Regions from separate parts of the Homo sapiens genome. Here region 2 is linked to region 1. Evidence: chromatin loops called from intact Hi-C (ENCODE). Cell type or tissue: heart right ventricle. All regions are shown on one strand. Each heading gives the region's core, and the rest is flanking DNA. Links, peaks and the distances in the headings are about the cores only.

Region 1 (12,815 bases), core at 3,239-11,238:
AATACCATGCAATATAATAGTATTAACTGTAAAAAGCCATGCTTTCCGGGACATTTTATTTAAGGGCTGACAAATGCCAGGAAAAAAAAAGATATATGAGGAATTTTTGTAAAAGTCAAAACTAAAAATACTTTTCTAAGCATTTAAACTTAACGAGCTGGTAAAGATTCTGTAAGCAAAATAACAGCAGGTAGTTTTAAACCTCATGATCATAGATCATAGAGCACAATGTTCTTTATTTGCTTTCTTAACTCAGCCCTTTCTTAGATGGGCAAAAACATTTTGGAGGGACTTTCTAAATTCAGCTTTCCCTTGGAAATTAAAACACAGGGTTCACTAAGCTTTAAATTGAGCTGCAAATTAAGGCTAGAATAGGGTTACCAATATGAAAACCCCATCATTATGTGGACATTCCCAATGCTTGCTGGCAAATTCAATACTATTTGTATATATTTTGCATGTTAGTAATAAAATGATTTCTAATTTATGTTCTGTGAAAAATGACATCTGCTTTTACCTGGAAAGTTCATTAAAGAATCAGACAAGTAAAACAAATTATTCACTAAAATGAAGACAGGGGAATTGAAATGCTCTGATGCAGGTGTCTTACTCTTTGGAGAACTCATTTAATTTCTGCCTTGAGACATTTCAGATTCAGACCCCACTTTATTTTTTAAATTAGATGAAACATTATAAAACAGACTCTCTTTCATTTTATTGATTTTCTTTGTAATCATCAGATATGTGAGCTGATTTACTGAAGCAATATATTTTATAGTGATTTTACAATTTTTTCACATACCTTTGGTGAAGGAATTTGGGGAGGTAATGAAAGTTCAAATAGCAGAAGCGTCTGCTTTTTTATACAGGTTAATAAATGCAGCAATGAGAAGAAAATTGTTCAACAATGCCTGTGAAACACTTGGAAAATATGTGGATATCCTGGACACTATGATTATACAAACTCTGGATATTGCTACATACCTCTTTAACTACCCACGAGACGTATAAGTAGCTCCTTTTTTAATAAATATAAGTGCTACTTCTGAGGAAATATTCCTATTTTTGAAGATAAACAGAACATTTAAATACTTGTCTTTTGATCTTCAATTACCTCAGTAATGTATCTAGGACTAAATACAAACAACAACAAAAAAATTAAGTTGTAAGCTTGGTCAAACATGTCCACACCTTAAGAGACTCAAAGATTTATTTTGACTTATATCTTCTGAGTTTTAACAATGACCCAGTATTCTGACTCTATCACTTACACTCTCTTTCATTGTGCAATTATTTCCCTCATAACCTTTGTTATCCAAAAGGGAGCCCCGAGACCAGCAGCATCATTACCCTGGAGATTGTTAGTAATGTAGATACTAAGGCCCCACTCTAAAGCTGATGAATCAGAATCTGCCTTTAAAATATATGGGTAATTCATGAGTACACTGTAGTTTGAGAAGCTCTGGTCTAGAATACACTGAAGTAGCAGCTTTTTACAACTAGACAGATGAGCAAAACACAAGTGAACAAAGAATATAGAAGGGGAAACTTGCAGATGATATGATCGTACATGCAGAAAACCCTAAGGAATAATTTTTAAAAATTAAAGCAAATAAATTAAATCAGTAAAGTTGGAGAGTATAAAATCAACGTTAAAAAAAAATCACTTGTGTTTCTATAGAATAGCATTGAACAACCTGAAAAGGAAATTAAGAAAATGATTTCATTCATGGTAGCATCAAAAAAAGTAAAATACCTAGGAATAAATTTAATCAAGGAGATGGAAAACTTATACAAGGAAAATTACAAAACATTGTTAAAAAATGAAAAACCTAAATAAATGGCAAGATATCACATGATCATGAATTGGAGAACTTAATGTTGTTAAGATGGCAATACTCCCCAAAGTACTGTAGGGATACAATGCAATCCCTATCAGAATCTCACTGGCCTTTTTTGAAGAAATGGAAATGCTGATCCTAATATTAATGTGGAATTGGAAAGGACCCTGAATAGCCAAAACAATCATGATAAATAAGAAGAAAATTAGAGAACTTATACTTCCAGATTTTAAAACTTACTACAATCCTACAGTAATCAAAGCAGTGTGTCAAACTGGCATGAAGATAGACATATAGATTTACAGAATAGAAGAGTCCAGAAATAAACCCACACATCTGTGGTCAATTAATTTTCAGTGAGTGTGCCAAAGTCCTTCAACAGAGAAAGAATATTTTTTTCCAACAAATTGTGCAGGGACAATTGAATATCCACATGCAAACTAATGAAGTTAGACCCTTACCTCACACCATACACAAAATTTAACTCAAAATGGAACAAAGATCTAAATACATACACTAAAGCCATCAAATTCTTAGAAGAAAACATAAGGGATAAATTTTCATAATTTTGGATTTGATGATGGTTTCTTAGATATGACACCAAAAACATAGCAAAAAATTTAAGATAGATAAATAAAACTTTATCAAAATTAAAACTTTTACTTATCAAAGAACATTTTGGTCAAAGGGCTTGAATAGACATTTTTTCACAGAAGATATACAAATGGTCAGCCAGTAAATGAAAAGATCTGCAACATCATTAGTTATTAGGGAAATGCAAGTAAGAATCACAATGAACTAGCACTTCATGCAGACTATGACGACTATAAAAATCAAACAAAATGAAAAATAACAAGTGCTGAAGAGGATGTAGAGAAATTGGAATCTTCTACCTTTCTGGTAGAAATATAAAACAGAGCAGCTGCTATGGAAAAATAGCATAGTAACTTCTTGTAAGTTAAGTACAGAAATACCACATGGTCTAGCAATTCTACTCCTAGGTATTACCCAAAAGAATTGAAAAGAGGTATTCAAAAAAAACCCATATACATGAATGTTCATAGCAGCACTATTAACACTAGAAAAAGGTGAAAACAACCCAAATGCCTATCAACTGAGGAATGGCTAAATGAAAGGTGGTATATCCATACAATGGAATATTATTCAGCCATAAAAAGGAAGTTTTAATACATGCTGCAACATGGATAGACCTGAAAAACATGCAAAGTGAAAGAATTCAGACACAAAAAGCCATTAAATATTATTTTATTTAATGGTATTTCCAGAATAGGTAAATACATGGACACAGAAAGCAGATTAGTGGTTGTCAGGGGCCGAGGGGAGAGAGGAATGAAGATTGACTGCTTAATGAGTGTGGTGTTTCTTTTTGGAGTTATGAAAATATTCTGAACTAGGTAGCCATGATAGTTACACAATACTGTGAATTTACTAAATGTCACTAATGATAAATTTTATGTAATATTTACTTTACCATTTTTTCTTAAAGCCCATATTATGTTGTGTTTCTGTTGTGTGAGGCATTGTGCTAAGAACTGTTATATATGGCCAGATATGGTGACTCACGCGTGTAATCCCTGCACTTTGGGAGGCTGAGGAGGGCAGTTCACTTGAGGTGAGGAGTTCGAGACCAGCCTGGCCAACATGATGAAACCCCGTCTCTACTAAAAATTAGCTGGGGCATGGTTATGCATGCTTGTAATCCCAGCTACTCAAGAGGCTGAGGCAAGAGAATTGCTTGAACCTAGGAGGCAGAGCCTGAATAAGCCATGATTGTGCCACTGCACTCCAGCCTAGGTGACAGAGTGAGACGCAGTCTCAAAAAACAAAAACAAAAACAAAAAAACACACACACATGCACACAAAACTGTTATATACAACCACGTTTAATCTTCACAACAAACTCTGTAAATTAGGTACAATTGTTACCCCTTTCACAAAAAGGGACTGGAACCTAGGCCCAAATACATAAGAAATTTGCCCAAGATTATATCAGAAGTAAGCAGAGATGCTCAAATTTAACTCCAATTCCCTTGCCTGAGGGCTGCCATGCTGTATACTGCCTGGGAGTGTCCCATTCACTCTCTGCTAAGTAGTCTAAGATGCTATATGTTGCCACTTCAAATAATGTATATCTACACGGTTTGGTAACATGTAATCCTTAGAAAACACATTTAAAATATGTGTTAAAATGAGGAAATGCTTATGATATAATGTTAATTGGAAAAAAATCATTGAAAAACAACACATACAATTTTTTGTGTATACATACACACATATAGTGTATATGTGCACACAATACACAATTTTGGAACACTCATATGTAATTGTTTTATATTTCTTTCCTATTTCCATATACACCCACATACGGTGTGATTTTAATTTTCTTTTGTTTAGTTTTATGTCATTTCTATTTTTTCTAAAATGAGAAGGTACTGTGTAATCAGAAAAATAAAACAATAAACATATTTTGAAAGAGACTTTCTTGCATTGGCTCTACTGATGACAATTATGCATTTAAATTACTTAAATAAGCTTGTGGGAGATTCTGCTTTACTTCCTTATCCTATATTTATAAATATTTTTTAACTTTAAACTGAGCTCTTTCCTTTGACTATAGTTTCTGTGGGACCTAAGCACTGGTATTTTCTGAAGATCTCCAAATAATATTATTTGAAGGAACTTGGGGCCAAGATCACAAATCCAATTTATGAAATCACTCAGTAACAACTAGAAAATATTTTCAATGACTTGGAAAATCGGATTAGATGATGAATTGTGGAAGATGGTTTTAATCTTGAGGCTGAGATACGTGAATGCTGCTATATTAAAACATTTAAGATGATGTTTCTATACACAATTTTCAGTTTTGCTTCTCTCCCATAACTTTAAAAATTATTATTAATCAAGAACTTCATGAACAATATATGTCATAATATAAGACAACAATATAAGAAGTCATCTATAAAAATTAAGAGGGACATGTACATACATGAAACACATGGGCAAAATGTCTAAGTTGGTGCCTCTTAAATTTTAGCATGAATACAAATCCTCTTGGGGAATTTGTTAAAACACAGTCTCATTCAATAAGTGTGATGGGTGGATTTGAGATTCTTAATCTCTAACAACTCTCTGATGTTGCTGTTGTTCTATGGGAGTCACACCTTGAATAACAAGGCTATAAGTTTCCTTTAAGCCTTAAAGATGGAGATTAATAACCTCCATCTCGAAAGAGATCATGCCTTTCCTAAAGTCACTCCCATTCAAACCGCAGTAGTTTCTTAAGTGATTTTCTGTCTTCTGTCTCCCTCCCATTACTGTCATTCACATTGTTTCCAAGGTAATCTCCTAAAATGCAAATCAGTTGAAGCTATACTTTGCTTGGATGATATTTCATTGCCCATCTGGTCTCAAATCCAAATGCTTACAGCAGCCAGGCACATAATGTGAATGAGTGAAGCAAGGGTAAGAGGAGGGGTAGGTCATGAGGAATAGTGGCAAACTAAGGACTGTGGCAGACTGATGTGTGCATACCTTTTCTAAAAGAAACGTATTACTGGGCTCCAGCCAGGAGTCACTATGTCTATGTGGGAAGATGAGTCTGATAATGCCAAATCTTCTAGTTTTTTTAAAGAAACAGGAAATCTAGATTTCTTTTTTAACAGAAACTCCAACATTTTAAGATTGACATTTTTTTTTAGGCTGGATGCCCACCAAAACCTACATAGAATCTCTAGGAATGAGATGCAGACATCAGTATTTTTTTCAACACCCCCCAGGTGACTCCAGTGTGCAGCCAGAGTTGAGAAACACTAACCCACACATTCCCCATGGCACCAACTACAGAGGGCCTGAACTTAACCAAGGGTTGAAGCTATAGAAGTACAGATTGGTTCCTGAAGGGAGTTCTATTATACGAACATTATTTCTGATGTGTAAGAGAAGGACTGATTATGCCTTCTCAAAAAAAATAATTAGCAAGTATTTGTTTGCATAGTATTTTAATACCTCCTACAACAAATTCTGAGTTTCAAAGGTTGAATTCAAGCTTTGGGGCATCAAGTTGATTTATAATACAATTTAAGAGTATTTAAGGTTTTAAACCAAAGGATGGTTTATAATCATCCATGTCTGCTATTTCATTGTCTCTTATATATGCAAAAGAAAAAAGAATTTTCATATTCGGTAAAGAAAGTATAATTAAAACAATTACCCAGAGTCAAAGGTCGTATTTAAAAATCCTTTAGTTCATTTATTTCAACACATCCTGAATAAAGTATCACATTTATTAAGAGCTATGAAAGTTGCTGTGTTTCTTGTTCTGAATGTATTCCAGTAAGAAATGATAGAGGCATTTTCAAAGTTTACTTAGAAAGAACTTACTGAGTAGACTAACAAGCCATATACACCAGCTTCCTGCTGTTGAATTGAGCTGTGGGTAGCAGAGAACACCTGCTTTCTCTGTGTTACCACATTATTTATAGGAGCTTCACTAATGAATCCTCAGCTTGATGCCTTATTTCTATGTTAAATCTTCTTTGAAAGGAACATTTCCTATTCTGTGCCTCATATCCACACCCAAACAAAAGTCCAAAATGTAATATGCTGCTTACTATTTAAGGACACATAAAATTGAATTTCTTTTCCATGAACAAGAAATTAGATTGTTGAAAAACCACAGATAAAAACTATTTGGAAGTTTACACTATGGATGGGAAAGGAAACAAAACAATATTTTTGGAGTCGCTACTAAAATGTGGATACTTTCACAAACATTTTCTTTTTTTTAACTTTTATTTTATGTTCAGGGATACAGTGAAGGTTTGTTACATAGGTAAACTCCTGTCACGGGGTTTGTTGTACAGATTATTTCATCACCCAGGTATTAAGCCCAGTCCCCAATAGTTATCTTTTCTGCTCCTCTTCCTTCCCCCATCCTCCACCCTCAAGAAGACCCCAGTGTCGATTGTTTTCTTCTTTGTGTTCATAAGTGCTCATGATTTGACTCTCACTTATATGTGAAAACATGCAGTATTTTGTTTTCTGTTCCTGCATTAGTTTGCTAAGGATAATAGCCTCCAGCTCCATCCATGTTCCTGCAAAGGACATGATCTCATTCTTTTTTATGGCTGCATAGTATTCCATGGTGTATATGTACCACATTTTCTTTATTCAATCTGTCATTGATGGGCATTTAGGATCATTTTATGTCTTCCCTGTTGTGAATAGTGCTACAGTGAACATTCACATGCATGTGTCTTTATGGTAGAATGATTTATATTCCTCTGGGTATATGCCCAGTAATGGGATTGCTGGGTTGAATGGTAGTTCTGCTTTTAGCTTTAAGGAGTCTCCATACTGTGATTTACACACTCCTATCAATGGTGTATAAGTGTTCCCTTTGCTCTGCAACTTCACCAACATCTGTTATTTTTTGACTTTGCCATTCAGACTGGTGTGAGATGGTATCTCATTGTGGTTTTTATTTGTATTTCTCTAATAATCAGTGATATTGAGCTTTTTTTTCATGTTTGTGGGCTACATGTATGTCTTCTTTTGAGAAGTGTCTGTTCATGTCCTTTATCCACTTTTTAATGGAGTTGTTTGTTTTTCTCTTGTACATTTGTTTAAGTTCCTTATATATGCTGGCTATTAGGCCTTTGTCAGATGCATAGTTTATAAATATTTTCTCCCATTCTGTAGGTTGTCTGTTTACTCTGTTGATAGTTTCTTTTGCTTTGCAGAAGCTCTTTAGTTTAATGAGATCCCACTTGTCAATTTTTGCTTTGTTGCAATTGTTTTTGGTGTGTTTGTCATGAACTCTTTGCCTATTCCTATGTCTAGGATGATATTGCCTAAGTTGTCTTCCAGGGTTTTTATAGTTTTGGGTTTTACATTTAAGTCCTTAATCAACCCATCTTGAGTTGATTTTTGCATATGGTGTAAGGAAGGGTTCACCTTTAATCTTCTGCATGTGGCTAGTCAATTATTCCAGCATTTATTGAATAGGGAGTCTTTACCCTATCACTTGTTTTTGTCAGCTTTTTTGAAGATCAGGTGGTCATAGGTTTGCGGCCTTATTTCTGGATTCCCTATTCTGTTTCATTGGTCTATGTGCTTGTTTTTGTACTAGTTCCATGCTGTTTTGGTTACTGTAGCCCTGTAGTATAGTTTGAACTTTGGTAACATAATGCCTCCAGCTTTGTTCTTTTTGTTTAGGATTGCCTTGGCTATTTGGGCTCTTTTTGATCTTATATGAATTTTAAAATAGGTTTTTCTAGGTCTGTGAAGAATGTCATTGGTATTTTGACAAGAATAGCATTGAATCTGTAAATTGCTTTGTGAAGTATGGCCATTTTAATGATATTCATTCTTCCTATCCATGAGTATGGAATGTGTTTCCATTTGTTTGTGTCTTCTGTGAATTCTTTGGGCAGTGTTCCCTAATTCTCATTGTAGAGATCTTTCACCTCCCTGGTTAGCTGTATTCCTAGGAATTTAATTTGTTTTGCAGCAACTGTGAATGGGATTGCCTTTCTGATTTGTGTCTTGGCTTGGCTGTTGTTGGTGTATAGGAATGCTAATTATTTCTGTACATTGATTTTGTATCCTGAAACTTTGCTGAAGTTATCAGCTGAAGGAGCTTTTGACCGAGACTATGGGGTTTTCTAGATATAGAATCATGTCATCTGCAAAAAGAGAGAGTTTGACTTCCTCTCTTCCTATTTGGATGCACTTTATTTCTTTCTCTTGCCTGATTGTGCTGGCTAGGATTTCCAATACTATGTTGAATAAGAGTGGTGAAAGAGGGCATCCTTGTCTTATGCCAGTTTTCAAGGGAAAGGCTTCCAGCATTTGCCCATTCAGTATAATGTTGGCTGTGGGTTTGTCATAGATGGCTCTTATTATTTGGAGGTATGTTCCTTCAGTATCTAGTTTATTGAAGATTTTTAAAATGAAGGAGTGCTTAATTTTATTGAAAGCCTCTTCCACATCTATTGAGAAAATCATGTAGTTTTTGTCTTTAGTTCTGTTTATGTGATGAATCACATTTATTGATTTGCATATGTTGAACCAACCTTGTATCCCAGGGATGGAGCCTACTTGATCGTGGTGGAATAGCTTTTTGATGTGCTGTTCAATTTGGTTTTGTAAGTGTTTTGTTGCGGACTTCTGCATCAATATTCATCAAGGATATTGGCCTGGTTTTCATTTTTTGTTGTGTCTCTGCCGGGTTTGGGCCTCATAGAATGAGTTGGGGAGGAGTCCTTCCTCCTCAATTTTTGGGAATAGTTTTTGTAGGAATGGTTCCAGCTCTTCTTTGTACCTCTGGTGGAATTTGGCTATGAATCCATCTGGTCTTAGGCATTTTTTTTGTTGATAGGCTGTTTATTATTTGTTCAATTTTGGAGCTCGTTATTGGTCTGTTCTGAGAATCAATTTCTTCATGATTCAGTCTTGGGAGGTATATGTGTCTAGAATTTATCCATCTCTTTTAGGTCTGTATAGAGGTGTTCGTTGTAGTTTCTGATGGTTATTTTTATTTCTATGGGGTCAGTGGTAACATTCCCTTCATTATTTCTAATGATGTTTATTTGGATCTTCTCTCTTTTCTCCTTTATTACTCTAGCTAGCAGCCAATCTACCTTATTAAGTTTTTCAAGAAACCAACTTCTGGATTCATTGATCTTTTGAATGTTTTTTCATGTCTTCATTTCTTTCAGTTTAGCTCTGATTTGGGTTACTTCTTGTCTTTTGCTAGCTTTAGGGTTGATTTGTTCTTGCTTCTCTAATTCTTTCTGTTGCAATGATAGGTTGTTAGTTTGAGATCATTCTAACTTCTTGATGTTAGAAAGACATTTAGGGGAGAACACTAAATGTTGGGCATTTAGTTCTATGAATTTCCCTCTTCACACTGCCTTAGCTGTGTCCCAGAGATTCTAGTATGTTGTATCTTTGTTCTCATTAGTTCCAAAGAACTTTTTGATTTTTGCTTTAATTTCACTAATTACCCAAAAGTCACTCAGGAGCATGTTGTTTAATTTTCATGTAATTGCATGGTCTTAAGTGATTCTCCTTGTCTTGACTCTATTTTCATTGTGCTGTGGTCTGAGAGTGTGTTTGGTATGATTTCAGTTCTTTTCCATTTGCTGAGGATTGTTTTATGTCCAATTATGCGGTCAATTTTAGAGTATGTGCCATGTGGTGATGAGAATAATGTACATTCTGTTGTTTTGGGATAAAAGGTTCTGTAGATGTCTAATATATCCATTTGGTCCAATGTTGAGTTCAGATATTAAATATCTTTGTTAATTTTCTGCCTTGATTATCTGTCTAATACTGTTAGTAGAGTTTTGAAGTCTCCCACTATTATTGTCACAAATATTTTCTAATTGAATTTTCAAGGCTCTATCTTACAAGTGAGGAAAGTGGGGCTCGCAGGGATGTAATGTATCCAAGGTATGTCATTCATTATGTAGTGAATGACATAGCAGGGGTTTAAACCTGTTTTTCTCCATGTAGATGCAACCAAGTATAGCCTTATAGTCAACTTCTAGATATTGCATTGCTCCCAGAACGTATTCTGTTCTGGAGTAAGGGAAGACAAAGAATATAGAACTATAAACATTTGGTCATTATAATTCCCTTTTCTCTAATCTAATCTGCATGGTTTTTTTTCTTTTGGTTCGGTTTGTTTTAGAAAGCCTGCTAATTCAAGTGAGAAGAGGCTAATAAAGTGGCTAAGGAAAATGTGTATCCAGCAAAGGCTGCTAGGTCTTTCCAGAAATCCTAACCCTGTATATAGGACTGGCTTCATGGTCAACTGACCTGTGCAATCACACAGAGCCTTACGTTTAAAAGGGGCCCATGCTGTCCCCATACTGAAATTCTCAATAATATTTTAAGAAAACCTTCCATAATTTTATTTTGCACTGGGCCTCACAAATTATATAGCTGGTTCTTTCTGTAAAGTGAAAAGTAAGGTTTTATAGATCACAGAACTTTTCTGTGGGAGACAAAAGGTGGTTGAGTCTCAGGGCACATGGCTGTCTACATACAATAAGGTTGGATGCCATAGTCAGGAGATATGCCAGGGGAGAACTTTTTAGGTGTGATGCTTTCTCTCCTTACCTCCCTGGTCATTGCTCACTTTCTACCTTTTTTGGATAGAAAATAGTACCCTCAGTCCAGTACCAGTAAGAGAGAAAAAACAGGATCCCATGGAAATCTAATCAGATGGATAGTTGATATTAGAGAGGTAGGCAACCTGATTTGTTTCTTCATGTGTCCACACCAACTCTCCACCATGTGAGGTGGGTAGAATACCACCCAGAGAAATAGGTCATGGATAAAAGTAAGGTCCAGAATCTAATCACTGGGAGGTCGTCCAAGGGGTATACTCTTTTGTGTGTGTGGTGGAGGGGGGGTGTTGGGGGACAAATGGGAATGGTTGAATCCTAATTGTAGCAAAAGAAGTCAACTGCACTTAGGGGTATCTCCCCAACTCACCCACAAGGGGTAAATTAAAGCACTGGCTTTCATATCCCCACTATACCAAAGTTACTGATATCCCAATGGAACATTAATTCACAGGGATAAACAACATCTGTTGACCACAAGCAACACTGAAATACAGAAGAAGCAGAATTAATGCACTGGACAGACCAAAAATTTAATATGTTAAAAAGAATATCTTAAGATATGAGGAAATACATTAGATAGGTAAAACAGAAAACCATTTATGAAGAAGAATCAATGTCAGCAACTGGGCATGAAAAATGTAATAGCTGAAGTGAAGAACTTGGCAGGAGGGCTGAATGGCAGAAGGAGTACAGCAGAAGAAAGAATGAGTGCTCTATAAGATCAGAGATTAGGAAAGAATAAAGAAATGGGGGGAGGCAGTGATAAGTTAGGAAGGATAGAAGTAGAACATCATCTACGTAATACAACTTTCCAAATTTACATTGCAACTAGAAATTAGCATACTGAAGAACACAAAGAACTGTATAAACTAGATGCAAACAGTGTTATGGCAAAAAACAATATGAGATCTATGGCTTCATTCTATTTATGCAAATGGAAACACGTAACTCTGTATTTTAGAAATAGGACTATGTCTAAAGACATATGTTGAGCCCATTAGAGTAGGTCCCTGTGAGAATGAGAATGTGAGGGATAGAGAGAATAAAGGGGAAGACAATAAGGTAAACCAAAAGGGAAGTGTAACTCTACTCTGAGGGCTAAAAAAATGTTTTTAAAGATATTGGGTGGATAGATAGATAAAAGGAGGTTAAGTGATTATCTAAAGTCACAAGGGAATCACAAAAAAACCTAAAAGGATGCTTCTTCTTCACAACGTAAAAGACTTACTACACAGACATTAATCAAATGTCCTTTTCATATCAGGCACTGTCCAATGTGCTGGGAATACCAAGGTAAGATACTGTCTACTTTAAAAAAATACTGCTACTTCCCCCGCCCAGACTTACTCCTTTCAACCAGCTCTGGAAAGGTGTTTTCTACACTCATCTTGCTTTCAATATAACAAGCATAATTGATACTGAAATGTACATCCTATCTCCTTTACAGGATTTGAAAATTAAAGAAAGTTTTGAGGTCATCTAGGCCTACCTCTCGTTGCTTCAGGAATCTCTTCTATTTCCCAACCTGTGGAAGTCTATTTTTCTGTCATGACCATGGATTATTATTTCTTTCCTACAGAATGGCTGTGGATAAGTCTATTGCCTCTAAGACAACTCTCCTTAGCCTCTCTTCTCTGGCTTACACATTATGAGGACTTTAACTCTCATCATAGACAGCCTGGTCTGATTGCTGTTTGCCTTATTCTGCCATATTCTGGTTTGACCACCCCCTCCTAACCAACAACTCATATTCCATCCATCTGTTCAAACCCCATCCTTCCAGAAAGCTGTCCTGGATCACCCCAGAATA
Region 2 (12,815 bases), core at 3,096-11,095, 170 kb after region 1:
TACAAAAAATAACTTTTTATTTTTTGTTTGTCTTACTTTTAAAGCAATACTAAAAGCACTATGGTATAGGCAAAATTATAAACAAACTGATCAACAGGACAGAACAGCTAGCCTAGAAGTAGCCCCAGAAAACTTAAGAACTCAACTCTATATATTTTCAAAGGAGTTTCAGAAATCAATGGGAGGGATAGATTATCCAATAAGTTATGTTGAGAACATTTGATATGTGGAAAAATGTATCATATTATATCACCACCTCACACAAGGCACCAAAATTTTTTCTGAATGTAGGAGTCTAGAGTAAAAAAAAACTGCACAGGAGAAATAAAATTTAAGCTGAGGAAAGATTTTCTAGTCATTAAGGCAATATAAAAATATCAAGGTCTGTAAATAAATTTCACCATAAATATGAGCATAACATCACCAAACTTCATAAAGATAGAATAAATAACAAACTAGGAAAAATACTTGTTCAAATATGATGGATTATTAGCCTTATTTAAAAAAAAACTCTTCAAACAAATAAGAAAAAAAGCTAACTCCAAAGGAAAAGTATGCAAAAATAGTAACAGACAAGTCACCAGAAGGGAAACACAATGGATAATAATAAATCATTAAATTTGTTTCAGCCTCACTGGTGGTTAAAGAAATGTACAGTGAACTGGTTTTCTCAAAGATTTGTAAAGACTTTAAAAAGAACACCACTTCATGCTGGAAATAGTGCCATGAGACAGGCACCCTGTTTTTTTTTTTGTGTGTGTGAGCTTCTTATTATTATTATACTTTAAGTTTTAGGGTACATGAGCACAATGTGCCGGTTAGTTACATATGTATACATGTGCCATGCTGGTGTGCTGCACTCATTAACTTGTCATTTAGCATTAGGTATATCTCCTAATGCTATCCCTCCCACCTCCCCCCACCCCACAACAGTCCCCAGAGTGTGATGTTCCCCTTCCTGTGTCCATGTGTTCTCATTGTTCAATTCCCATCTATGAGTGAGAACATGCGGTGTTTGGTTTTTTGTCCTTGCGATAGTTTACTGAGAATGATGATTTCCAATTTCATCCATGTCCCTACAAAGGACATGAACTCATCATTTTTTATGGCTGCATAGTATTCCATGGTGTATATGTGCCACATTTTCTTAATCCAGTCTATCAGGCACCCTAACTGTTAACAGACACATACATCTACCTAACCTTCTGGAAAGCAATTTGGCCATATCTATTAAAAGCCTCAAAATATGCATACATTCCAATCCAATATTTCTACTTTCAGGAATCAATCCCAAGGAGAGATGCTGTCAAAAAGTTAAGAGCAAGGATGTTCATTGCAGCATTACTTATAGTACCGTTAAGAAAGAAAGAGAAAGAAACTAAATGTTTCACCTAATAGTTTAATAGTTAAATCATGGTATTTACATATTATTGACTATTACACAGCTATTGACTTAAACTGGAAAAAAGTTTAATAATTTTTTTATGATATAATAGCTGTAAAAAGCAGGAAATAAAGTTGAATGCTAGCATACTCGTTAGGTTAAATACAAAGGAAATGTATCAAATATTAACTATGTTCTCAGCACTGATAAATAATGGGCAGTTTTCACTTTTTATATTTTTCTCTATTTACTAGAGTACTTTAAAAATAATAACTACACATTATTCTTAAACAGAAATTTAAATAATAAAGCATAAAGGAATTAGTTATTTCCAGTTGAAAACAACCTTCCCTTAGTGATGAGATGCTGGAAAATGACAGTTCAGGCTTCACTCTGTTTTGAATTTGCTAAAATTTACCATAGATTGGATGTGCTAATCTTTCAGAACGTGTTAATTTCATAAACATGTTTGGTTTCTCTAGTCCCTATAAGTATATAATTCCCAAAATGCCATCTCTGTATTCTTCTATTCAAATTAGAGAAATTAGGTAATTTGCAGGATGATCAGACATTGTCTCTGAAAAGTTTATATATTGAAGTTTTTATAAAAGGTATTCTAGAATCTTGCAGTCAGAAGTGTGGTCTGCAGACTGGCAGCAGCAGCAGCAGCTAGAAACTTGTTGAAAATGCAAAACTTTTGGTCCTACCCCAGATTTACTGAATCAGAATCTGCATTTTAGTAACACTTCCAGTTGATTTGTAGGCACACTCATATTTGATAACCACTGGTATAGAACACATATTCTAGTTCTAACTACATGGCTACAATGCAACTATAGTCCTCCTTCAAAACTTAATCTATGTTCATGTCCTAAGTACCATCTTTATGGTCTATGAGTTCTAAACATTTTCTTAGAACAAGAGTGGCTTCCAACTAATGAGTGGGATATATCCTAAAAATATATTGGTAGGTCAGTTGTTAACTTATACAGTAATATAATTAATGCTAGATTTCTAGGTCATCTTACAGTAGCTTGCATAACCCATAATATAGTTGAAGAAGAGGACTAATTGCATTTTAATCATTTTTTTATGGGAAAATATGTTCCCAGTTCTAACAGAAGATTCTAGGAAAGCCTGATACTGCCATCAATACAGGACTCCCAGATGGATGCAACTATTAGTATTTGTGTATGTGTAGACAATTAGTAGAGCTGATTTTCCGATTCTGAAAATTTTCTAAACAAAAGAATAAAATGTATTAAAAAGACAGGAATGTCAAGTGTTGATATTGACTCATTCACATTTTCTCCCAATTTTATTTTGAACAAACACAATGGTAAGATCACTTCAATGGTTTGAAACAGGTTTGTGGATACAATGAAGCATCTAATGGAAAACCTAGAGATGGATGGATACTCTAACATGTAAAGTAAACATGTCCATTAATAACAAATGTACAATGTCTTCTATATATTTTTTTGCTTGTATGTTGAACTGTCACTCAAATGTACTTAACTTCATTGGACAAGGTATAAGGCTTGCCAATTTCCAAAGTCTGGCAGTCCAAAATCCTTAGTAGCCATTCTGGAACTGCTATTGTTTATAGCATGATATGATTGTGTTATTTTAAATACAGCTTTGTTGTAATATGCCTCCTCCATCCCTAAATACACATTCACCTTTGATGCCTTAAAAATGGACTTCTCAGTAGGAACAATGGAAATTTCACCACTGTCTATTATGGTGAGAACCTATTTCTGACAACATGAGACGTAGAGAAAGCACTGAACTTCTGTGCCAAGCCTGTGGGAAGGGATTGTTGGGGTCACGGGAGAGGGAAGCAGAAGCCTCTGTCTTCTAAGACTCCAGGTTATTTCAGAATATACAAGTTACATTTTTGATTTAATGAAAGGTTTTAGGTAACACTGTTAGAAACAATTTAAACCTTTACAAAAAATAACTCAAATTGATTCAAAGATGCAGAATTCATCAGATTATCTTATAGAGACCAGTGTGACTTAATTCTCCCTAGATTTTATGAACAACTTTTATTAACAGAAATCAAACTTATTGTCCAAAGTGACAATATATCAAAGAAATACATACCAAAACCTGCTGCCATTATAGTTGTTAACATTTTTATTGCATATTTACAATGTGTGGAACATTATAAGGATTTACAGTAGAAGCCAAATTTCCCAGCCCTTAAAATTTTAATAGGAAAAATCGAATAAACCATACATATTTTTGAAAATGAGCATTAGAAACACACAGATGATTATAATTCTATAGACTAATACAGGTGAATGCTGTATGTAATAGAACAGCTGGGAGAGGTAAAAGAGTGGATAAGAGAGTCATCAGAGTGTGAAAAAACTACAGCTGGGTGGTATTGAATAAAGAGACAATATTGAAAATATTTTTAAACGCTAAAATGTCCCGTAAAAGCATAGCTATCCCCTATGCAAAACTGTGAGGTAGAATTTTTCCCACCCCGTTTTCTGCTCTTCTGGCCACCATTTGGGGGACTTCCCTGTCCAGGTGACTCTCTCTCACATAGCTGTACCTGGGGCTTACTAGCAATACATGCTTTCCACTACCCCCTCAACCTCATCACAGAAATAACCTTTTCTGTTCAATGATCAGTCTTACTTTACCTACTGAAAACGGGTGGTGAAAGTTAGTAACATAAACAAACCAGTGCTGTTTCTTCTAGCTAACATATCACCATGGTTGGGCTTTAACCTTTCAAGGAGTGAAATATTGCTAAAGTTTCAGGCATAGGAACCCCTTGAGGAGCTGTCTGGGGCAGACAGGTCTTTGCTTTCCTCAGATAGTTCCAATTGTCATCCTTGACCATGAACAATGCCATTGTTATTCCAAACTCACTTCTTCTAATACTTCAATATGGATCATAAAAATAGTTTACACCTTTATGCACATCAAAATACAAAATACAGGGCACAATAAAACTGAACTGGAAAAAGGTATGGCAGTTTCTTTTAAAACTACCCTGTGACCCAGCAATTCTAATCCAAGGAATTTACTGCAAAGAAATGAAAACCTATGTTCACAAAGACTTACGTAAGAATGGTCATAGCAGCTTTATTTATAATGGCCAATCCTGGAAACAGCCCAGGTATCTATCAATAATAGGAAATTAAGAAAACAAACTGTAATATTGTCATACAGTGGAATACTACTCAGCAATAAAAAAGAACAGCAATAAAAAAATGAAGCCTTGTAGAAAAGCGTACATGTTGCGTGACTCTATTTATATAAAGTTTTAGAACAGAAAAATCTTATGGTAGAAAAAGGAACAGTGGTTGCCTTTGAGGGTCAAGTAGGGACAGGAATTGACTGGAAAGGGCAGTGTGGAAACTTTCTAGGGTGGTGATAACGTTTCCTATTTCCATAGCACTATATGCATTTGCCAAACCTCAGTGAACACATATTTCTATGCACTTCATTGCATGCTAATTTTATGTAAAAAAGCCAACAATGAACTCTAGTTAATGATATGCAATTTAAAATGCATCAAATAATAATATGAAATGATGAATGGATATGTGACAAAGCAAGCATAGGTAATGCTAATTAGCATCTAGGTAGTGAGTACACTATAAAATTATTTTAACTTTTTAATGTATTTGATAATTTTCATAACAAGATGTTGGGTAAAAATACAGGGTGCAATGTTTACCAAATAGTTTTGCTGAGAATTTCATTACTGATTTTATGACAGTAAGATCATCAAATTCTTCTAAGTGTCCATTGAGAAGTAAGTTTCTCTTAAAGGCTTCTGAGACTATTCGTAAGTGTGATGTGAGCAATCAGTTCTCAAATCTACTCTGGTTTATAACTGTCAAAGTGGTATTTCGATCCTTTCACCTTTACAAAATACAATACATATATTTTGATGATATATTCTGAGCAAATCTGTTGGCCATAAAGATAACATAAGAGTTAAGATGAGAAAACATTCCTAAGAGAAAAATCAAACATACAAATTTTATTTACCCTAACTTCCAGACTAAAAAAGAATCTGTAACTGTAATAGAAAAGAAGTGAGGCTTGGTCATAAATAGTGAGTGGTCTACTGTGTTCTGAGTGGAAAGGCACCCAGTCATCTCTCATCTCTCCCCCAAGACAGAAGCATTTGGACACCCTAAAGACATGGTATTCAGCTTGTGAAGACTTCTAAGGTGCCTCCTGGAGATTCACTGGGAACTGGCTGGAGTTCAATAGCCCTTTTGTCAGAAAGTTTTCTACATGCCTAACTTAAAATCCCTAATAACACTGCTCCTGATAAGTAGCAGTTGATAACTACTTTCAGTTAAGAATTCCTATAAAATTACATATAGGAATTATACATACAGCCTCATAAAGTTCTCCAAAAAAAATCTTTAAAAATGTGCCCACTGCTTTCAAAATATTTCATCATAGTTCTGGCTGTCTTTTGATCTCTAAGTTCTTCATGTTCTAGTACAGGTTCTGCTTTTTCTTGAAGTAGAGGGACTAGTGTTTATTCTCAAGCTTTCATGTTTGCTTTAAAATTCTGCAGTAATGTTGAGTCATATTAAGTGTCATACCCATGAACTTTTTTCAGTCTTAAAGACTCCCCTGTATTTATGCCAGCTCACGGAGTGTCCTTAGTTCTATGCCTCTATTACAGTATCAGTCGGCCATTTTCTGTTCATCATCACTGCCTGAGTTTACCAAGAGACTGCTCCTCTCTAAGCATAGCCAGCACTAATTGTGGTCTTTTCATGCTTTGTTCTGTTTTTTTTTTTTTTTTAACCTCATTATTGGGATACTTAAATAACAGATTTATGCTGTTGTTGTTTCTACTGGTCGGTGCTCGCTCACTAATATCCAATCCTAGTATGATTTTCTTTTACTTGTGTCTATTAACAGGGTTATGTCACACCTTGTCAACCTCAAAACAGATGATACTCATCACTTGTCTTCCATCTTGCTGTTCTATTATCTTCCTACAAAAATAGCTAATTTGTCAGATTTCAAAGCCTTGTTATTTACTGATGAGCTTACCAACTGGACCTTTTGTATCTTCAGTGTGTAATTCTGAAGATGCATTCTGATACACTAGTGAACTGGGGGTGACGGTGAAGGGGTGGTGGAACTAAGGGGGTGGGGCGGCGAACATAGGCAATATGCCATTTCCTCACCATCCCATGCTTGTCATGTGAGACAACAGAAAGGATAAAGAATACTCTATTTTTTATTCTGAAAAGATAATTATAGCAATGATACCTTCCATTCTGTTTATTTCTGGATATTTTGGCTTCAACAATTCTTTATATCATATTTTATTCTTGAAATTGGTATGACTTCTCTGTTTTACAGCCTGAGATAAATTCTCAGATATTTTTTTAACAGTAAATGGCAAAGCCAGATTTTTGAAGCCAAGTATTCAAGCTCCAAACACTTTCCATTATATTCATTACAGTTCTTGTTTTAGCTGGTATGTTCTTTCCTCTACAAGTACTGCCATTATTTATGCTTCTTAGCTAAACCTAGACTTTTCAGTAGCATGTATGAAAGTCAAATAATGTCAAATGGTAAGTTTCTACTTCATTTTATCTCATCAGGGTATTTGTTGCTCTATATACCAGCATAGTATATTTTCTACTCCCAACTGAAGCTTTTCATTTTTAGGACTGAACGTTAACAATAAGTCTACTAATTAGGTTAACTGCTTAGCTATGTTCCAGCCATGTTTTTAATGCTAGAGAATTTTTCCTTTGGGGGCTTAAGCAAAGATATCCTAATCATACAGATCTCACTACTGATGATAATATACTTAATGGTGCTTGTTTCTGCCTGTACCATTCCCTATAGGCTGAAGATGTAAAGGACATTAGCAACCACAGTATGTTTAGTTTTTAGTAGCAACAGTATTTTACTACGGCCTTGTGTACTTTGGGTAGGATGTGAGAAGGGGAGTAGTACATAATAATGCCCAATCTCTATTAGCAAGTAACTTACAATGTAGTAGAGAATTCTGAACTATTTCTTCAAATGTAGACCATAGATTCAGCTAACTTCATAATCACATCATTGGTAACAATGGGTTTAGATCAGAGTATGGTTTACTCATCACTGTTAGTAAGGTAACTTAATTGTCATGCTCACGCTAAGGAGTACGACACTAATAATACCACTCCGTATGTCAGCTAATAAGATAACGAAATAACAAACATGTTAAGACTAGCTAACACATGGGAGCAATAGCCAATGTAAATTTGTATAAAGTGAGAAGTATTCAATCTTCTACCTAACAATGAAGCCTAGACCTGCCATCAATATCCCAGCTGGCAGGCTGAGCAGTTTCATCAACATCACCAATGAGTCACCAGAACTGAACAAAGTGACCAACAATGAGGACTGGGAACAAAGCCAATTTGACCTAAAATGAAGTCATCATTTTTGCATAACTCTGCTGGGTTAGACATGTGCGAAGAACAGATGCCAAACTGCCATTATATATTAAGCTTACACAGGAGCAAACAAATGATAAAAGAAAAAAAAAATCCTCAAACAAACAAAAAAACCCAAAAAAACCAAAACAAAATGAAACTAACCCTGCCAGCGTTTCAATAATTCCCTGAGATGGGCTAAAGGAATGTGGGAGGTTGTGACATATATACCAATTACAAATGAGTGGTTCTTTCAGAGACTTGCAAGCTGATGTTAATTTATGACATAGAAACAGCTTGTGGTTTCAAACACACTGCAGTCACTTTTTTCACACGTTTACCTTAAGTGAGCTTTGACCCTATGGAAGAAAGTTGCTTTAGGGCATTACTGGATTTTCATTCATAACTCTATGTACAGATACACATATGAAAGCAGCAGCAAATTTACAGATGAGGAGCAATGATATTCATTATGTTAAAATCATACTTGGCCTCATGTGAAACACTCAATTTACAAGTAACATTTATGAATCCTGCCTTATTTTACTTTTTGTAGGCAAGATAGCTTAAGGTATATAAAAATTAACTCATTTGGCAATTATAACTCCATGAGTTGATGGCAGAATTACTAACAAACCAGTTCCTTTCTAGCAAAGTCTTAAGAAAAACATTCTAACTACTCTGAAATTCAGAAGAAACAGATATTGAGTATTGATATTTAGTTATTGAGTATAACTAAATATCTAAAGTAGTTAGTATCTAAGAATCTAAGAATAGATTCACTTGTAAGTCAGTTCTAACTTTAAAAAAGTATGTTTAAAACATACTTCAGACTGCAATGTAACAGGGATTATTACTAATGCCTATAATACAGCATTCATATTTAGGAGGAATGGGCATCTGTTATGCATGAGCAAGACTGGGAATAGGAGAAGACAAGATTCCTTCCCTCAAAAGAGCTTACTGGGTACAGACATAAACAACTGTAGAATGTGATAGCACCATCATGAAGACTGAAATAAATAATCACAAAAGTTCATACTCATAGCAGTAAAGCCCCAAAGGACTGAGAAGATGATTCAAGTATAGAAAGAACTTCCTGGATGTTCTCAGAAGCAGTGACCACATAAGACAAGAGGGAGCAGTTGAACTTTGCCCTGAACTTCCTGGCATGTTTGACTAGGAAAAAAGGCTGCACCATTAACCTAAATTGTTCCAGGAGGAAAAGGTGATAAATATTGTCAATCTTTAATCAAGGTTGAAATGTCAACTAGGCAATTAAAAAGAAGTACAAGTCTAGATTTCTGGACCAGGTATGTAATCCAGAACATTGGTATAAAATAAAAACTCTAAGGATGAGATACCGAGAAAAGAGCCAAAAGCATTCTGAGGACAGGATCTGAGAGAGCACATGTTCAGCAGGCACATCTTAAATTAGGGTTATGCGACTGTACTCACAGTTATTTCAGAGGATAGCATCTTCAAGGAAGGAGACACTGTCTAGGAAAGGTTGCTCAATGGTGTAAATGTTGCAGAGAAAAGGGTAAGGGATTCAGACGGAGAAAAAAACCATTCAGTTTGGTAACTGGGAGGCCATTGCTGACTTTCAAAAGAACAGTTTCAGTAGAGTGCTGTGTAAAACCAGACTGCAAGGTGCTGAGTAGTGAGTGATGAGGATGTAGGGGCACTGGATGTGGATTTCTCCAAGAAGTCTGTCAGTCAGTGAAGAAGGCTGGAAAAACTAGCAGGTTAAAAGGGAGGGGTTTTTTTTTTGCATTGGAAGATACACGAGCATGTTTGTAGACCTCAAAAAGGAACCAGTATACAACTCGTTTATAATTTTGTAATGACTACAAGACTAAAAAATAATTTTTAATATTTTAAAAAATGTTCTGAAATAAAAATACATAAAATTTAAATTATATGCATTTTACCATTTAAACTTAATACAAACTTAAAAGAACTAGCATTTCATGATAAATTTTATTTCTAAAGGGGTCATACAGTTCTGTTATTGGACTACTTCAGAATTTATTTTGCTTTTAGACTATAATGAGAAACTAAATTTTATTAACAATTGCTATTTTAGTTCCTGAAAGATTACTCTGATATAAAGGATTACACTGAAGTAATTATGTATGCCTTCTTCCTCAGCCCTCCTCCCCTAAAGACAAAGTATCTTCAGGGTAGTTAATAATTTTGAGAATATTTTTCAAGTTGAAAAAGAGAAAAATTAGAAATAGTATTCCATTATTAATAAGTTCTTAAAGATCTAAATTGTTCACAATAATTTTTCATGATAAAACATGCTTATTTATTATATACACATGCTTACATATGTATTTCCTGTCTAAAATACATGCAACCACCATGAAAAAACAAATATTAAACCATCCTCACAGTCCTAAGAATGCCCTTTTAAATAAGGCACTCATGTTTGGAAATAGGATGTAACTACTAAATTAAATAAGATGTTTAAAGAAGTCTTTTATTAAGCACAAACAACTTTTAATACATTATCAATACAAATAGGAAAAGGTCTTTTAATGACTATGATATATCAAAGATCTGAAAGGCTTTCTCTGTATTGACACAATAAAAATAATCAATTCTGAAGAATTACAAAGTAAAATTTTGAGGACACCACTGTCTACTAACAAGAGTTTAACTACTGTCTAAATTTACTAAATCACCTGTGGAGGAAGGGCAACTTTTTTTTTTCTTTTTAATAGAGAGAATTCCTACTCTTATTAGCACCATTCAAAGCTTATTATCAGTTGTTTGTCTACAAACTGACAGGTCAGGTAAAGCTTTAAAGCAAGTTTTCAGTGCAATGTTTATAGTTCCTTCTTTTAAGATACTTGGAATCTACAGCCTCGAAGCATGTTAAGTAATTATGCCTTGGTAGTAGCAAGGTGTTAACATGTAAAGAGAAATGTGTCATGAAAAGAAATGAGACTTATTTTGGCTGTGAAATGCATCTTAAGGTGTGGTGGCTAATGCTGTAGTATGTTGACAACATGCGGGATTATGAACTGCAAATCTGTAGGTAGCTGGTAGCTATTAGCTCTCTGTGGTCACCATTTCAGGATGTCTCAGCTGCTGCCTTTTGAGATTAACTAGTTTCATCCTGTCTCTGATGTTTTCTGCAGTAGAAGCCATGTCACTTGGACTCCCAAAATATTGTTCGGTTCTAAAAATCAAAACACACAGAAAAACCTCAGATTAATACAAATCTATTAACTGCAGTGAATACAAATAGAAGCAAAAATTTACCATAAAAAATCTACATGAGATAGCCTATGTGTAAATATCAGTTCATCGGTGATCATACTGTTTGAGCAGGAAATTCAGCAGGAAAAACATTTTTTAAAATGGCATAAAATACATTAAGACATGATGAGAAAAATATATTGATGGTATAAAGGTTATATCATGTGTAGTTATGATAATAGCAACAAATTGAACAATGAAACACTGGAAATATGTGGGTCCAGAAGGATGCACAAACATAAAATTTATACAGGTACTTGAGTGCTACCGGCTGGGGACACCACTTGTCTATAGAGCTGGCAAGCAAAATAAATATTCTTTTTAATGTTATGACATTTTTTGGTACATTAACAGATAAAATTATTAATTTTATTCTACTCTCAAAGATACTGTATTCAGAATCACAGAATATTTTTAGAGCTGGAAGATTTCTTAGAAATTATCAGGTTAATCTCTTTATTTTTCAGATCAGAAAAGTGGAGCCTAGCAAGTTAAATGATGTAAGCAAGGTCACCCAGGGAAAAACCAGAATTTGAACCTAGGTCTTTGAGCAGTGAATCCAGAGAGACCATCAATCTCTTTTATTTTACCAGGAGAAGGTATAAAAGAGAAATCTGTCTAACCTGTCAAACAAACTATACATGGCATAAACAGATTACCATTATATTAATAATTATGGAAAACACTACACACAACTTTGGGAAATATTTAATTCAGCAAAATACCTAAAAGAGATATACATAAGTTTTAATATGAATATAAAGTGGAATAAAACAGCAATTCCAAAATATTAAAGGTGGGTGTGAACTTTGAATATATAGTACTAACATTCTTTTATCTTAAAAGGATGGATGAGGAAATGACACATGGACTATCTGTGAAACACAGACGAGAAGCTGAAGCAAGCATACCAGGGAGAGGTGTTCCTAGGCTGACATGGGTAGAACAGGAGACTGACTGTGTGACAACTGGCTGTGAAATGTAGGAATCAGGGAGGGTAAGGGATCCTGGAATGGAACAACCAGAAGCACGCCTGTAATTCTGCTACTAGCTGAATTTTGTTGTCTTTTATTGCAGATGTGTAATACAACTTTAGGTGACTTTAGGCTACCTCTGATTGTTCAAGTTTAGGTGGGGCTTGAGATAACGTAAGTATAGACTATGAATAATATTATTTCAAGGGAATAAAATGCCATCTTTTCAATATCAATCCCAAATAATCACTGGAAGATCATGGCACAGTAGTAGCAGTGCTTATTATGTGTCAGATCTGTTTTAAGTACTTTATACTTATTTAGCTCAGGTAATTCCCACACCCCCATAACCTGAGGAAGGTATGAGTGTTACATGGCAGTTTTTAGATGAGGGAATTGAGGCACAAAGGTTAAGTGGCTTGCCCAAGGTGTTACAGTGAGTAAGTGGTAGAGCTGAGACCTCTGGCTCCAGAGTGCACAGACTCATCACACTATACCACAACGTTAAAGGTACTTGTATTTTTATTTACTGGTTTGGTTACTCTATCATTTGAATTAAATATCCTCTGGATTATCTCTAAATTATTTTCAGTAAGAATCAGGTCTAAATCACCAGGGATGAAGCTCCTCCTGATTCTTTTTTTTTTTTTTTTTTGAGACGGAGTCTTGCTCTGTCACCCAGGCTGGAGCGCAGTGGCGTGATCTCGGCTCACTGCAAGCTCCGCCTCCCAGGTTCATGCC

What was found. A loop is a pair of places that touch in the nucleus more often than their neighbours do. Peaks named below come from ENCODE experiments on the same cell type or tissue, not always from the same donor. Only the 100,000 strongest peaks of a DNase experiment are listed, where the experiment ranks them.
Region 2: a loop joins it to region 1, with 2.1 times the contacts of the local background. A loop is called at or near these places in 2 of 110 quality-filtered maps.

The regions. Positions count from the first base shown.
Region 1 is chr2:178,928,479-178,941,293 of GRCh38, forward strand. All of the region lies in intron 6 of CCDC141 (coiled-coil domain containing 141), which reads right to left. Among named protein-coding and RNA genes, the nearest start is that of CCDC141, 120 kb to the right of the region's middle. In heart right ventricle, for the core only: no CTCF peak of the experiment used is centred there; no DNase peak of the experiment used is centred there.
Region 2 is chr2:179,099,009-179,111,823 of GRCh38, forward strand. SESTD1 (SEC14 and spectrin domain containing 1) reads right to left here. Exons shown (of 18, transcript NM_178123.5): 18 at 2,670-11,020. The coding sequence ends at 10,891. Among named protein-coding and RNA genes, the nearest start is that of CCDC141, 55 kb to the left of the region's middle. RefSeq lists silencers at 7,520-7,720, 8,800-9,000. In heart right ventricle, for the core only: no CTCF peak of the experiment used is centred there; a DNase peak (open chromatin) is centred at 7,750; H3K27ac peaks cover 425 bases.